Linked DNA regions of Homo sapiens: region 2 is linked to region 1. Evidence: read pairs that join two places in POLR2A ChIA-PET (ENCODE). Cell type or tissue: PC-9. All regions are shown on one strand. Each heading gives the region's core, and the rest is flanking DNA. Links, peaks and the distances in the headings are about the cores only. Region 1 overlaps MREG (melanoregulin). Region 2 holds the start of LINC02862 (long intergenic non-protein coding RNA 2862).

Region 1 (4,000 bases), core at 1-4,000:
GTGCTGATTGCCAGCTCATGCCAGGGATCACCCCCTCTAGACCATTCAGTCCTTGGGCTCCACAAGATCGTTTTGGACAGGAAACCACCTGGATGGTCCAGTGCCGTGTCCTCTACCTTCAGGACCCTGTCTCCTTCCTAGGAATCCTGGATCCCAAGCCTCTGGCAGTATTTCTCAGATGATGAGGCTGCTCCAACTCCAACGTGGGAAAGACCAAAAACTTCAGCAGCATTATCCAAAGGTTATCTGGAACTCCAGCAAGAAAGCACTGAACTGGCCTATTTAGAAAACCTCTCCTCTCCATAAAAAATTTAAAAAGAAAAGGAGGAATAAGAAGATAGGATTAAAAAGAGCTGTGAGGCCAGGTGCAGTGGCTCACACCTGTAATCCCAGCACTTTGGGAGGCCGAGGCAAGTGGATCACTTGAGGCCAGGAGTTAGAGACCAGCCTAGCCAACATGGTGAAAACCCATTTCTACTAGATGTACAAAAACTAGCCAGGCCTGGTGGTGCTTGCCTGTAATCCCAGCTACCTGGGAGTCTGAGGCGAGGTTGCGGTGAGCCGAGATTGTGCCACTGCACTTCAGTCTAGCCAATAGAGTGAGACTCTCTCCCAGAAAAAAAAAAAAAAAAAAAAGGATAGAGGAAGCATTTTGGGATATGGATATGTTCATGACCTTGATTGTGGTGATGATTTAATGGGTGCAAAAATTATCTAATTGTACATTTTAAATATATGCAGTTTATTGTATGTCCATTATACCTCAATAAAATTGTTTTTTAAAAAACAACAACAACAACAATTCCCTCAATTTCACCAATTACGATGAATTGGGGTTTACAGGTTCCTCTTCCAAAATTGGAGAGCAGGTTAAATTCATCCGCCATTCACACCCCTCACTGAATTCCTCTGGTTGTCTCCTAATACCTGCTTTTTAACAATTCCCAGGTGAGCTAAGCCTAGGTAGAGTGAATGGACATGTAACTGGGTGAAAAGAAGGGAGAAAAAAATATGAGTGTTGGGGTCCTTTGGGGGTGAGCCAGACTTGGTAAGGAGCAACCAAAAGGGGCACAGCCAGAGGATGATAGGGCAAGAACCCTGGAGGCTGGATGACCCTGGAGAAGGGGCCCTTCGAGAGTTAAAAGGAGAGCCCAGGACAACAGAGGGAATGACCTTGCATGCAAAGGCAGCCCACCTTGCTGGTTACAAATACCTCTTTGGGTAGCTTCGTCCTACTCCAAAGCCCATTCCCTCCAAACTTCTGCCTGGACAAGCAAAGAGATAACGGCTCAAGAGCATGTACTGCAGTCACTCCCCATTGAAAGCAACGCTGAAACCTCATTAACATTAAACAGATAACACCACATGCAGCATAAGATGACAAAGAGCATTTTTGAATTTATTTTTGCAGACTGCCGAGGCCGGATTCAAAGAGTGGACACCCTGTCCAGTCCACAGTCCACAGGCCTCTCCCTCCTTACAAGCTGTTGCATGCCCACTCCCAGCTATCCTCCAACTCCCCCAAATGTTAAGTGATTGCTGGGAAAGAGATTGGAGCAAATGGATAAACGCAGGTCCCTGAGGCATGTCCTGGGCTTTTCAACAAATTCAACTGCAGTAGATTTTTATCTCTACCACTTCAACCTGTTTTCCAAACTTTCTGGTACACTCACCAACGCTGGCAAAAAAGAAAAGAAAAGAAACTAGAACAGATTAAAGTACATTCAGTTGTACACTGGAACAAAAAATATTTTGGTTGTGCTGCAACAGGCTGACTCCCATCACAGCCCTCTCTGAGGACAGCCTAATACCTGGGCCTGGTTAACCATCAAAGGCACCTGAACCTTCTACTTCTTAGTTGAAAAATGCAACTCCACAGCCAGGTCTGGCAATCTGTGGCTCCAACACACTTCTTGCATGCTTGTGGCCTCCTGCTGCAAAACATGTTTTTTATGGAAGAAGAAACTAGGTTAATTTGCACTCGGGTCCATTGAAAATCACCCCATGTTAAGTGCTTTATTAACAACAAAGACAACAGCATATTGGTAAAAGAGCTTGGGTGTGACTTTTCCTCACCTAGATTGTAATTCGACATAGCAATTATTTCAAGAGGGTGTGCCCAGCTTGTATTCATTTGCTGTGTGGCCTGCCTCCTAGATTGCAAAACCATAAAATGACACATCTCACTCCTGGGCTGTAAATAGCATGACCATGTGTAAGGATTATGTAACAACAAGTATCCGGGGACCTGGCACCCAAAGGAAAGGACTGTTTCAGGTCAAGAAAAATACGGTCTCTTTCCAGAACACTGGATTTAAGTCTGAGAAGCAGCAGGTCTCAGCCCACATCAGAACTGGGCAGGTGCTCCCATTTCCCCACATATTCAATTAAAGCCAGAAAGCAAGCCCAGTGTTCTTATGGAGGGCTCCTCAGAACCCTCCTCGATGCCCCACCTGAGCCCAAGCATGTCAGGAGGTTCCACTGCGTCTGTATCTGGGACTCTCCTGGGCTCCATGCAATTAAGAGCCATTTTTACTGTAAGAGGAGCCAGACCAACCAAGGGAAGAGGCAGGGCTAGGAGTGGTGGTGAGGGCACAGTGGTGAAAAAGGCAACACACAAAGATCTATTAATTAGCATGTGACTTTACAGGCAGGGGAGGGGAAGACAGCTGCAAAGAAAGGTACTGATGTAAAGGAAGAATCTTAGACCCTTGGAAAGATAAATGCTGACCAATGGCTTCATCGCCTTTCTGCTTTATCTACTCTGGTGAAATTCCTCAAAGCCTGCTCCAGTTCCTAAACACAGACACAGACACACACACAGACACACACACACACACACACACACACACTCTCTCTCTCTCTCTCTCTCTCCCTCTCTCCACCTCCCACTTTCTCCAGCACACCCACAGTAAATCAAAGCAAAACAGTTTAGAAAGATCCAGGGAAACAGCCACCACAAAATGTGTTAGGAAATAACAGGGAGAGAATTTTATTTTATATGAATTATATATATATATATATATGAAATAATACCTCTGAATTGTATTCAAACTGTACAGAAAACTATAAAGTTAAAGGAAAGTAAAAGCCTCCTTCCCTCCACCTACTTCTACTGCAGGTAACAGTCCACAAATCTTATCATTGTACATTAGCATATACATGCTTTTACACAAATGGGATAACATTATACATACCCATTTAGCAATAGATCATAACCGTCTTTCTAAGTCACTATCTATAAATCCTATCTCATTATTTTTCAAGGTATATAGCATTCATTAGTGAAGCTACTTAAGATGTACTTAACCAGTACTTTCATTGGGTAGTTTTATTTCTATACTTTTGCCTTTCATAACCATAACTTTGTTTAGCAGTGTGAGAATGGTGCCCACTGACCATAGGCTAGATTGACAGCAAAACTGCTGGATGAGTTGACTTAATTTAGTTGCAATATGTAGGCTATTCTACCTTAAAAAGAGCTAGTCAGTGCAACCTAAATGACTGCCACAGAAGCCAAGGAGCTGTTTTGATCACAAGGAATACCATTTGGGGGCAGCCACATCCCATGGGCTCAGCCAAGAGAAAAATGTAAATCTTTACTAGACACTGCCACAGTCCATTCGGGCAGAGATTTTCCAAAGCTTAATAACCTCATAGGTTTCTGTACCTTCAGTCAGCTTTATATATTAAATAATGCATCAAGAAAATGAATAAGCCTTCAGTTGGGAAAGTGTAACTATCAATGGGCAACAGAGATGATATCATTATTTGACAGGAAGACAGTCAAGAAGTCTCATAGGGCCGGGCGCCGTGGCTCACACCTGTAATCCCAGCACTTTGGGAGGTTGAGGCGGGCAGATTGCCTGAGGTCAGGAGTTCAAGACCAGCCTGGCCAACACGGTGAAACACTGTCTCTACTAAAAATACAAAAAGTAGCCGGGCATGGTGGTGTGCACCTGTAATCCCAGCTACTCGCGGGGGGCGTGGTATGGGGGAG
Region 2 (13,219 bases), core at 6,767-10,766, 690 kb before region 1:
TAAATCTCTCAAAGCAATCATCATGCTGACTATGCCCAGAACAGCACAGCAGCCAGTGTGGCCTTCTGCTGATAGGAAAGACCGAGCAGTCTGACTCTATCCTTTCCCTAAAGACTCTGGCTGTGGGCAGCCTCCATTCCCTGTGGTGTTGGAATCAACCAATGAGGAGGGGAGAAAACGCTTAGAAATAGTTTGAACAATAATAGAGTCAGCAGTTATAGTTGGTTCTAACATATTTTTAAAACTGCATTGTTATGATTCTGATGATCATACACAGTGCGGGAACTACTAGCTATTTCACCTATATATGAGTAAAACATTTGGGGAAATTTCCCTCTGGTTCAGCTGGTTATGCTGTTCACGGAGGTCCTTGACATTTGCCCAGCGGAGTCATCACCTGAAACCACGGGCAGCTGAACCCTGGGAACTTGCCTCGGTGTTTATAAATACCTCAGTTGCATCAGGACCCTACAGGTGAAAGATCTTGATACCACACAGGTATAATTACAATCTGCAAACCTACTCAAGGGGAGTTGCAGGTGAAGATAAGGAAGTCAGCCTCATTCCATTACCTAATCAGATTCTCAGCCAAAGACAAACAGCAACATATGGGACTTTAAGGTGAGCAGGGAGCCGACAGCAGCGCTACTCAAAATGTGGTCCGTGATCTGCATGGCTCTCAGAATTGTTTGTTATTGGTTCATGGCAAGTAAAGCACAGAAAATGAGAGTAAGGATTTAAAACATTTGGAAAAGTTTGACAATAGTTGTGTATCTGTTGAAACTAATCATTTATAAATGTGTTTCTATTTTGCATGACTTTTTCATTTTCCATTGTTTTGCTTCTTCAGTTTTATCAAAGTATTGGTCTGTAACAAATTGTGTGTGTTTTGTTGGGGACTGATCCATCAGTAATTTGTCAAGCACTGATCTAGAGGTTAAGGCCCTTTGGTCTGTTGGTTGAAATGTAATAACTAATTTTTTTAGACAAAAGAACTGATTTTACCTGGATATGATCTTTCTTAAAGTTTATTTCAAGTTTGATTAATCTCAATGAAACTCTGAAGTCTAAATTTAATGTCAAGATTTAGATTTGGGCCGGGAGTGGTGGCTCACGTCTGTAATCCCAGTACTTAGGGAGGCTGAGGCGGGTGGATCATTTGAGGTCAGGAGTTCGAGACCAGCCTGGCCAACATGGTGAAATCCCATCATCCATCAAAAATACAAAAAATTAACCGAGCATGGTGACACACACCTGTAATCCCAGCTACTCAGGAGGCTGAGGCGGGAGAATTGCTCCAACCCAGGAGATGGCAGTTCCAGTGAGCCAAGATCGCACCAATGCATTCCAGCTTGGGAGACAGAGACTCTGTCCCCTGTCAAAATATGTATACACACACACACACACACACACACACACACGCACACACATATACATATATATACATATTTAACTGGGCATGGTGGTATACACTCGTAGTCCCAGCTACTCAGAAGGTTGAAGTGGGAGGATTGCTTAATACTGGAAGTTTGAAGCCGCAGTAAGCTATGATTGAGCTACTGCACTCCAGCATGGGTGACAGAGCAAGACCCTGTCTCAAAAAAAAAAAAAAAGCACATTTAGGTTTGACAATTTCAGGGCTAAATAACAAATTAATTAGCAGTTATTATGTTCATCAGACATAAGGCTATTTAATATCATTTCTTTTGCCTGATTGAAGGTTTCCAGGCTTTCAGGAAGCAGTACTATTTAATCAAATACCAATGGCATACTTGTGTCATGCAATGTTACGTTCCATAGGCAATAATAAAAATGCTATCAAGGAAAAAGTCAAGAGAAGTGGCTGTGGTCTAGATAAATGAAATACAATGTAATTAAGAATATGGATCAGAAAACTTAATTTTAAAAAAGCAATTTTCTTCTTTAGGTTTGTCCTATCTTTACAGTTGTATGTAAATTTTTAACATCCAGTACAGATCTCATAGTGTTATTATCGAAGCTCACAGTTGAAAGTGCTTGTTTACAAGTGTTTATCTTGCCAAACAGATAAACATTAAGGTGCCCTGTAATGGGTTTTTGTTTTGAGTTCATCCACTGATTTGTAAAATTCTGAGTGAGTAGATCCCCTGTGTAAAAGGCTTTTAAATTTGCAAGCACAGGAGTTCAATCAATTCCAATTGTTGGAGTGGGACCAACATCCTTAGGTGAAAGAAAACATTACTTGATAACTCCTTTTATCTTTTTTAAGCTGAGAAAAGCGGCAGTCTCATTCAAGTGCCAACTTCCCAATGAGAAACACACACTTTCTACTTTATCTCCAACATAAGGCAGAAAGAATAAGAGAATTCAGCAAGCAAGAGAATATTACTTTGTATGTATCTGAGTATCTGATAGCCATCATGTCAGAAACAGATCGCATATTGAAGGTTTTGCACTTCATGGATACAGCAGTTATTAAATGGACTTATTTCTCTAATCATAAAAACCAAGTCTTTATATTTCCTCCCTCATATTATAAGTATTAAAAATTTCTGTTATCTTTTCCCTGATTATAAAAGTAATACATGTTCATTACAGAAATATGTAATAAGAAAGCAAAATCATTCATAATCATACCACATTTAAATAAAGCAATCCTAATATTTGTATATACTATTTCCCATTTTTTCTATGGGTATTCATATATGGTTATATTTCTTTTCTTTTTTTATTTTTTTTTGAGACGGAGTCTCACTGTGTTGCCCAGGCTGGAGTGCAGTGGTGCAATCTCAGCTCACTGCAAGCTCCGCCTCCTGGGTTCACACCATTCTCCTGCCTCAGCCTCCCGAGTAGCTGGGACTACAGGTGCCTGCCACCACGCCTGGCTAATTTTTTGTATTTTTAGTAGAGATGGGTTTTCACCATGTTAGCCAGGATGGTCTCGATCTCCTGACCTCGTGATCCACCTGCCTTGGCCTCCCAAAGTGCTGGGATTACAGGCATAAGCCACCGCACCCAGCTCATAAATGTTTATATTTCTACATAGCTGAGATAATAATGTATGCATTAGTGTGAATCTTATTTTTTTGTTTGTTTGCTTTTGAGACAGGGTCTTGCTCTGTCACCCAGGCTGGAGTTCACTGGCATGATCATGGCTCACTGCAGCCTCCATCTCCTGGACTCAGGTGATCCTCCCACCTCACCCTCTGGAATAGCTGGGACTTCAGGCATGTACCACTACGCCCAGCTAATTTTTTTTATTTTTTGTAGAGACGGAGCTTCACCATGTTGCCCAGGCTGGTCTTGAACATCTGGACTCAAGTTATCTGTCACCTTGGCCTCCCAAAGTGCTGGGATTACAGGCATGAGCCACAGCACCTTGCTTATTCTTTTGTTTGCTATTAAAATATAAGCATTTTCTAGTCAATAAAAATTAACCAAGAACATAATTTGCAATGGCTGCATAATATTCTGTTATATTGAAGTTATAATAGATGTGAGGAGTTTCCTATTGCTGAATATTTACTTTTTCTAGAGGTTAAGAAGAGCTTTTAGAGTCAGAAAGACTTGACTTGTTGACTCTAAAGTCCTGGCTGGTGGTGGGTGCAGTGACTCACGCCCATAATCTCAACACTTTGGGAGGCCGAGGTGGGTGGATCACTTGAGGTCAGGAGTTTCCGACAAGCCTGGTCAACAGGGTGAAACCCTGTCTCTGCTAAAAATATAAAAATTCTGGGTGTGGTAGTGCATGCCTGTAGTCCTAGCTACTTGGGAGGCTGAGGTATGATAATTGCTTGAACCCAGGAGGTGGAGGTTGCAGTGAGGCAAGATTGCACCACTGCACTCCAGCCTGGGAGACAGAACGAGTCTTTGCCTTAAAAAAAAAAAAAAAAAAAAAAAATATATATATATATATATATATATACACACACACATACATAAAGTCCTGGGCCAGGCGCGGTGGTGGCTCATGCCTGTAATCCCAGTACTTTGGGAGGCCGAGGCAGGTGGGTCACTTGAGGTCGGGGTTTGAAACCAGCCTGACCAACATGGTGAAATCCTGTCTCTACTAAAAAAAAAAAAAAAAAAAAAAAAATTAGCTGGGCATGGTGGCATGTGTCTGTAATCCCAGTTACTCTGGAGGCTGAGGCAGGAGAATCGCTTGAACCTAGGAGGCAGAGGTTGCAGTGAGCAGAGATTGTGCCACTGCACTCCAGTCTGGGCCACAGAGCAAGACCCTGTCTCAAACAAACAAACAAAAGAAAAAAAGTCCTGGCTGGCTCTGCCACTTATTAGCTATGTGACTTTAGTCAAGTTACGTACTCTCTCTAAAGTGCAATTTTCTCATCTGTAAAAATTGGGATTATTATACAAGCTACTTCATAGGGTGGTTGTGATAGTAAATAAAGATTATGCATATAAAACAGTGCATCACAGTGTCTGACTTTTCTCAGTAAATGTTAATTATTTTGATACTGTGATAAATATCTTAGCTCATACAGCTTTGGTCTAGTTTTATGAAATTATTTAATTTAGAAAATGCCAAGAAGACTTGAAATAAACATAGAGATCTATATTTTAAAGATTATTTTTCAGCTTTCAATTTGACCAAGAGAATAACGACTGTTAGATTCCTGTAAGCAAACTATTAGGTTGCTGCAAAAGTAATTGCGGTTTTTGACCTTGAAAGTTATGGCACAAACCGCAATTACTTTTGCACCAACATAATAAGACAGCATGGAAAAGTTTGGATTTAAATGATGGAAGAACAAAAGCATTTTATGAATGTCTACTTCACTTGGAATTATTCATATTCCTCAGATGTGTTAAAAATTGAAAGATGAGGCCAGCGTGGGAGGCTAACGCCTGTAATCCCAGCACTTTGGGAGGCCGAAATGTGCGAATCACGAGGTCAGGAGATCGAGACCATCCTGGCTAACCCGGTGAAACGCCGTCTCTACTAAAAATACAAAAAAATTAGCCAGGCGTGTTGGCGGGCGCCTGTAGTCCCAGCTACTTGGGAGGCTGAAGCAGGAGAATGGCGTGAACCCAGGAGGCGGAGCTTGCAGTGAGCCGAGATCCCGCCACGGCACTCCAGCCTGGGCGACAGAGCGAGACTCTGTCTCAAGAAAAAAAAAAAAAATTGAAAGATGACTGGTTCACTTAGTGAAAGATAGAAAAAAGGAAGGAGGGGAAGGAGGGAAGGAAAACGGGAGGAAGGGAGGGAAGGAAGGAAGGAGGGAAGAAGGGAGGGAGGGAAGGAAGGAAGGAGGGAAGGAGGGACGGAGGGAAGGAGGGAGGGAGGGGAGGGGAAGGGAAGGGAGGTGGAAAGGGAAGGGGAGGGAAGGAAGGAAAGGGAAGGGAGGGAGGGAGGAAGGAGGGAGGGAGGGAAGGAAAGAAGGAAGGAAGGGAAGGAAGGAGGGAAGGAAGGAGGGAAGGAAGGAAAAAAGAAAGGAAAGGAAAAGGAAGGAAGGAAGAAAGGGAAGGAAAGAAGGAAACACTTTGCACAAGTCTTCCAAGAAATTAAACCTTTAGTATGCATTGCTCTGACCTGCCCAGGTTCACCATCCATTTTCACCTTTTCCCCTTTGTTCATCTGTTACTCCACAACTAACCTAGAAAAGTAGCTGCTGATGGCCAGTCTTCTGTAGAGGTGATGACTGTACTGAAAAATACTTTCATATTCACAAATCTGTTTGTTCCTTATATCACCAAAGATGAGAGAGAGGAAAAGAGAGGAGAGGAGAACCTGAGACATGCTTATGCGTGCTATGGACTGAATCATGTCCCCTCAAAATCTCTATGTCAAAGCCCTAACCCCCAACATGACTATATTTAGAGACAGGGTTTTTAGAAGGTAATTAAGGCTAAAGGAGGTCATATAGGCTCCTAATCCCATAGAACTTAAAGCTTTATGAGAAGAGAAAGACAGAGGAAAGAGTTCTTATTTTCTCTCTTCATATATGTGCACCAAGGAAAGGCCAGTGTGGGGCACAGTGAGAAGCTGGCTGGCTGCAAGCCAGGAAGAGAGTCCTCACCAAAACTCAGTCATGCTGGCATCCTGTTCTCAGACTTCCAGCTTTCAGAACTGTGAGAAAATAAATTTATGTTGTTTTAGGAACCTAGTCTGTGGTATTTTGTTATGGCAGCCCAAGCAGACTAAAACAACATATGCAACCAATTTTACAATCTTAAATACATGACTTCTGAAGTTCTAATCAATATTCTTATAAGTATATTTAAGAAGGCACTCCTTATATAGAGACAGGGGTAAAACAAACTATGATAATTATCCAAATCCATTTACTTTCAAAAACATCTGAAACACTGGTAAGCAATACAAGTTGCTGATCCTAAAATCAATTAATTACATTTTCCATTATTCCTAGTAATAAACTACTAAGAATTTATATGAATAAACTAGGAATAAACTAATAAATATTCCTAGGAGTAAACTAGGAAATTATTATTCCTAGTAATAAACCTAACACAAATGTATACATATGTGCACCCAAAAAAATGCACAAAAATATTGATAACCAAAAACAGAGAATGTATTCCATTAGAATACACATGTATTAAATGAATAATCTTTCTTCAAGTTCATTCTTGATGGTAAAGAATTTTCAGGCTTGGTGCAGTGGCTCACACCTATATTCTCAGCATTTTGGAAGGCTGAGGCGGGCAGATCACTTGAGGTTAGGAGTTTGAGACCAGCCTGGCCAACATGGTGAAACCTCGTCTCTACTAAAAATACAAAAATTAGCCAGGTGTGGTGGTATGCGCCTATAATCCCAGCTACTTGGGAGGCTGAGGCAGGTGAATCGCTTGAACCCAGGAGGTAGAGGTTTCAGTGAGCCAGGATCGTGCCACTGCACTCTAGCCTGGCCAACAGACTGATTGAGACTGTCTCAAAAAACATAATTTTTAAAAAGTGTAATTTTCCTTCTATTTACATTTTTAAAAGAGCTTGGGCAATGAAGTTTATAATGACAAGTGTAGCAGCTAATCCCCAAGATGGCCCTTGTGTAGTTTCCTTCCCATATTCAGTAAGGCTAACCTGTGTAGCCAATGGGATACTGGGAAAATGATGTAGTATGGCCTCTAAGGCTAGGTCATAAAATGCATTGCAGCTGCTACCTTGCTTTCTCTTGGGTCACTCACTCTAGTGGATGCCAACCACCGTGTTGTGAGGACACTCAAGCAGCTCTGTGGAGAGGGCCATGTGGTAAGGACCAGAGGCCTCCTGCCAACAGCCAGCATCAACTTACCAGCCATGTGAGTCGGCCATCTTGAAGCAAGTCCTCCAGCCCCTCTCAAATGCCCCAGCTGGCATCTTGACTGTTAACCTCATGAGAGATCCTGAGCCAGAATGACCTAATGTGCCCCCGGATTCTTCACCTTCAGGAAATTTATGCTATCATAAATGTTTATTATTGTTTGAAGCCAGTAAGTTTTGGAGTAATTTGCTCTGTGTGCAGTGATAAATAGATAACTAAAACAACTGATGCTGGTACAGTTACAGCATAGTTCATCTCTCCCAAGTAAAACTTTACTTATTTCATGACGTATATGAAGAATTTAGAAAAATAAATTTAAAAAATCAACTTTGGGGTCAGGTAAGGATATTTAAAATCTAGCACTTCACAAGCACATCCCAAAAGAGTATATTCAAGTAGTATGTAAGTATATAAAAGGATACTTAACCTCATTAGCCATAGGGTATTCAAATTAAAACAACAATGAGACTGGGCATGGTGGCTCACGCCTGTAATCCCAGCACTTTGGGAGGCCGAGGCAGGTGGATCACCTGAGGTCAGGAGTTCAAGACCAGCCAATGTGGTGAAACCCTGTCTCTACTAAAATACAAAAATTAGCTGGGCATGATGGTTGGTGCCTATAACCCCAGCTACTCGGGAGGCTGAGATGGGGGAATCACTTGAACCCCGGAGATGGTGGTTGCAGTGAGCCAAGATTGTGCCACTGCACTCCAGCCTGGGCAGCTGAGCGAGACTCTTGTCTCAAAAAAAAAAAAAGAAAAGAAAAAAAAAAGAAAACAACAACGAGAAAAACTGTTCACCCACCAGAGGGCTAGAATAAAAAATAATGATAACATTTAGTGCTGGTAAGGATATGAGGCAAATGAAACTCTCATATACTGCTGAAGATTGTGTACAATCACTCTGGGGAATTATTTGGCAGTACAGGAGGTACTAAAGCTAAACTGCATACACCTTGTCACATAACCATTCCACTTCTAGTAGTAAACCCAACAGAAATGTATACACATGTGCACCAAAAAAGTACAAAAATATTGATAGCCAAAAACAGAGAATGATCTGTATGTCCAATAGCAGTAGAAAGGATAAATTGGGATGTGTTCACACAAGAAATACTGTATAGCAATGAGAAATAAACAAATTACAGATATTTCCAGCAATAATAATAGATTTCACATATGTAATATTGAGTGGAAAAAAGCTGTTTTTTAAAACAAAAAGTGGGGGCCGGGTGCGGTGGCTCATGCCTGTAATCCCAGCACTTTGGGAGGCTGAGGCGGGCAGATCACCTGAGGTTGGAAGTTCGAGACCAGCCTGACCAACATGGAGAAACCCCATCTCTACTAAAAATACAAAATTAGCCGGGTGTGGTGGCGCATGCTTGTAATCCCAGCTACTCAGGAGGCTGAGGCAGGAGAATGGCTTGAACCCAGGAGACAAGCTGAGATGGTGTCATTGCACTGCAGCCTGGACAACAAGAGTGAAACGCCATCTAAAAAAAAAGGAGGGGGGGTACATAGTATGTAATTCCATTCATATAAAGTTCAAAAGCAGGCAACACTAATTTATGGTGATGGAAATCAGGATAATGGTCACCTTTGAAGAGGAGGAGGAAGCAACTAAGATATGACATAGGGTGGGGAGCTTTTGGATGTTGATAATAATCTATTTCCTCATTTGTCTGCTGGTTATGCAAGTGTGTTCACTTGCTGGATATTCCTTCAGATGTATACTTATGATTTGTGCCCTTGTCTGTATGTATGTTATTCTCAGACAAAAAGTTTACCAAAAAAAAAAAAAAAAAAACACTCAACATGGTAAGGAATAAACCCCAATTTTCTCATTTTCATGGTTGAACTCTCATTAGGTGGGAGAGTGCTCTTGTTGTTAGAAGCTACATACTGAATTGTCAAAAGGTAATAGGGCACGTTTGTAATTCTCAAATGGCTTAGGGGTAAAAATATAAAATATGTGTTATATATGAATATATAATATACATGATACATCTGTGGAATGAATATATATGTGTGTGTGTGTGTGTGTGTGTGTGTGTGTGTATAGAGAGAGAGAGAGAGAGTGCCAATGATGAAGCAAATATGTTTTTTTTTCTTTTAAATTGCCAGGTGCGGTGGCATGCACCTGTAATCTCAGCTACTTGGGAGGCTAAGGCAGGAGGATCACTTGAGTCCAGGAGTTTGAGACCAGCCTAGGCAACACAGTGAGATGCTGTCACACACACACAAAAAAAACCCAAACAGGTCAGGTGCAGTGGCTCACACCTGTAATGCCTGTAATCCCAGCAATTTGGGAAGCCGAGGTAGGTGGATCACCTGAGGTCAGGAGTTCGAGACCAGCCTGGCCAATGTAAGGAAATGCTGTCTCTACTAAAAATACAAAAATTAGTCAGGTGTGGTGGTGCGTGCCTGTAGTCCAGGTAACTGGGAGGCTGAGGAACGAGAATCGCTTGAATCCAGGAGGCAGAGGTTGCAGTGAGCCAAGATCATGCCAATTTGATCGTTCCAAAACAATTGAGGAGTTTGAGTGAAGGGTATGTGAGAGTTTATTGTGTTTTTCTTGTATTTTTTCTGAAACTTTGAAACTCTTTCAAAATAATTAAAACGTATTTTAAAAACACCTGTTAGCTGGGTGTGGTGGCACACAACTGTAGTCTTAGCTACTCAGGAGGCTGAGGCAGGAGGATTTCTTGAGTCCAGAAGTTGGAGGGTTTAAAAAAAAAATCCAACTGTTCCACTTACTAACTGTATTTCCATGGGCAAATGGTGAACTTCTCTATGTCTCAGAAGACTCTTCTCTTAAGTGGGGATATTAGATCAGGAATGCTGGCTCACACCTATAATCCGAGCACTTTGGGAGGCCAAGGTGGGACGATCACTTGAGCCCAGGAGTTTGAGGTTACAATGAGCTATGGTTGCACCACTGCACTCCAACCTCAGTGACAGAGCAAGACCTCGTCTCCAAAAAAAAAAAAAAAAAAAAAAGAGTGGGGATATTAATATCTACCTTTCAGGACTATTCTAATGATTTGACAAAATAATAGAAATAATAGGTAACAGTTATATAACTTGCCCTAGGTCACACACCTAGTTTTTTGTTGTTGTTGTTAGTTAGTTAGATTTTGTTTTTGTTTTTGTTTTGAGACAGAGTCTTGCTGTGTTACCCAGGCTAGAGTGCAGTAGTGCGATCTCGACTCACTGCAACCTCCCCCTTACCAGTCAAGTGACTCTCCTGCCTCACCCTGTTAAGTTGCTGGGACTACAGGCGTACACCACCACGCCCAGCTAATTTTTGTATTTTTAGTAGAGATGGGGTTTCGCCATGTTGGCCAGGCTGGTCTCGAACTCCTGACCTCAGGTGATTCACCCGCCTTGGCCTCCTAACGTGCTGAGATTACAGTCGTGAGTCACCACGCCCAGCCCACAGACCTAGCTTTTATGAGCCAGGATTTAACCCAGGAATTCTGACTCCAAAACCTACACTCTCATCTAATGCACAAATCAATCAAGTGAATGTCACGTAGCAGGCCATTAGTGGTACCTAGAATGATGACAATGCTTGTATTAGTTTCCCAGGGTTGCTGTGACAAAATATCACAAACTGGCTGGCTTAAAACAATACTTCTGCAGGGCAGAAGTACAAAATCAAGGTGCTGCCCGTGGTATCCAGCCTTTGATGCTTCTTGGGAAGGATCTTTCCTTGCCTCCTACACTTATTGTAGTCTCAGGTTTGCCTTGGCTTGATGGCAACATAATTCCATTCTGTGCCTCTGCCTTAATGTGGCTTTCTTGTGTGTGTGTGTGTGTGTGTGTGTGTGTGTGTGTGTGTGTATCTCCGTGTCTCTTCTCCCCTTCTTATAAGGACACCAGTCATATTGGGTTCTGGCCCTCTGTAATTCAGTATGACCTTGTCTTAATTTGAGTACATCTGCAAACACCTTATTTTTAAACGAAGTCACATTCACGGGTACTGGGGATTAGGACCTCAATATATCTTTTGGGGGAACACAATTCAACCAATAACAATGCTTACGAACTTTCTGCCCTTTTCTTGCCAAATAGAAATAAGTTTAACTGGAAGGACTCCCCTTGGGAAGAGAGGAGACGAAGCTTGGACATGAAAAAAAAAGAAAAAAGAAAAAAGAAATCGCTTCATGGCTCGTCCCTCTGCTTAAAGATGGGGAAATTAAGATGCTGCATTTTGTTCTCAGAAACATGGTCATTTCAAAGTTCATCCAGATCCTTCAGTGTTAAAGGGTACTGACCAAGGGCAGATGGCTCAACAGTGCTTGAAAAAGGCCCAGGTTAGAGGAATAATGAAGGGTTATCAATGACCACTCAGGGTAATAAATGTAAAGTGTCACATACACCTGAGCAGGGGACCCTGGAAAATTATGTTATATCTAGGTAAAAGTTTCTCTTCCTCTCTGAAAAGTACCTTTGCTTGGGGGGAATATAAGTATCTATGTAAGTATTGGATTTGAGAGTTGGAAGTTTCTAATGAGAGAGTATATCGCCACTTAACATTGGAGCAGGGGTGGGAAAGACAGAATCAAGGAGATTTGACTTGGAGTCTAGTGTTCATCTTACACCATCATTTGGAAGCCCTCAGGGATGATATTCTACCTTCAATAACTTAGATTTTCAGAAATGTCATGCTGTGAATTATTATGTCTAGAGGAAGATCAGACACATCCCTGTGAAGAGGGAAGTGATTTTCCCAAAAGGGAATTCGAGGCTCAGTGTCGGTATGAGTAAGAAAGCAATTACTGAGAAATGCAGGATTGAGGGCAGGAGATCAAGGAAAGAAACTGAGTTTTATACACAAAGGGAATTATTCTCAAAGGTTCTAACTTTTGGGAGCTCTCCCTTTGGGCAATGGGAATAATGACATGTAGCATGCACTTTATTATTTTTTGCAAGTCATAATTCTGTTTACTCTCAGCATGGTAGGTGAATCAGATACATCTCTACAGTCTAGTGTGGGATGGGCATGGAATTAAAGGACGGAGTAACAAAGGGAAATGTGGTTGGATGTTGCTTCCTCTGCATCCAATCATGGGAAGCCTCTTTTCTGGGATAGGTAAGTATTGTTAGCATCAAAAAAAGCAGTGATCAGTCCCAAAGCAGAACAACACGAGATAGGGAAGAGCACAAGGCCAAGAAAGGCAACGCTCACCGGGATTACCCAGGAGCTGGTGTAAAATAAACCCATTTCCTTAATATTCTATGAAAAAGTGATTTTAAGAGATCTATGTGTAGGGAAAGGGAGTTTGATGACATAAGTGTAAAAGCTTAGCCAAGAAAACCCCACCACTTCACCATTTACCGTTTCATAGCATATATTCACATTTTTATAACTTGTATTAAGAAAAATTACCAGGCCAGATACAGTGGCTCATGCCTGTAATCCCAGCACTTTGGGAGGCTGGGGCAGGTGGATCACCTGAGGTCAGGAGTTCAAGATCAGCCTGACCAACATGGAGAAACCTCATCTCTCCTAAAAATACAAAATCAACTGGGCGTGGTGGCAGGTGGCTGTAATCCCAGCTACTTGGGAGGCTGAGGCAGGAGAATTGCTTGAACCCAGGAGGCGGAGGTTGCAGTGAGCCGAGATCACGCCATTGCACTCCAGCCTGGGCAACAGAGAGAGACTCCATCTCAAAAAAAGAAAGAAAAATTACCAGAAATTTTGAGAAAAGGAAAAACAATGATTCTGTTATTTTTAAATATTATGAAAATAAATTCACCTTGGGGCTATGTGACTTACTATTCACTACCAATTAGGATGTGAAATCTGTGAAGTTGGATGTTTAACTTGGAGAAACTGATAACTGCAAATGATTTGAAAGAAAGAAGAATCCACCTTTCTTTCCTTTCTTTATTCTTCAACTTTTCACTTCTCAAAGAAGAAGAGACAGACATATAATGTCTGTCCAAAAGAGA

What was found. Peaks named below come from ENCODE experiments on the same cell type or tissue, not always from the same donor. Only the 100,000 strongest peaks of a DNase experiment are listed, where the experiment ranks them.
Region 2: POLR2A ChIA-PET joins it to region 1 with 8 read pairs; 2 of 35 experiments call an interaction of 5 or more read pairs at or near these places.

Annotation. Positions count from the first base shown.
Region 1 is chr2:215,972,002-215,976,001 of GRCh38, forward strand. The region is part of intron 2 of MREG (melanoregulin); the gene reads right to left. Among named protein-coding and RNA genes, the nearest start is that of MREG, 40 kb to the right of the region's middle. In PC-9, for the core only: no CTCF peak of the experiment used is centred there; a DNase peak (open chromatin) is centred at 2,170; H3K4me3 peaks cover 829 bases; H3K27ac peaks cover 2,204 bases.
Region 2 is chr2:215,274,520-215,287,738 of GRCh38, forward strand. LINC02862 (long intergenic non-protein coding RNA 2862) reads left to right here and starts at 471. Exons shown (of 3, transcript NR_174956.1): 1 at 471-621; 2 at 3,089-3,164; 3 at 3,250-3,428. In PC-9, for the core only: no CTCF peak of the experiment used is centred there; DNase peaks (open chromatin) are centred at 8,892 and 10,722.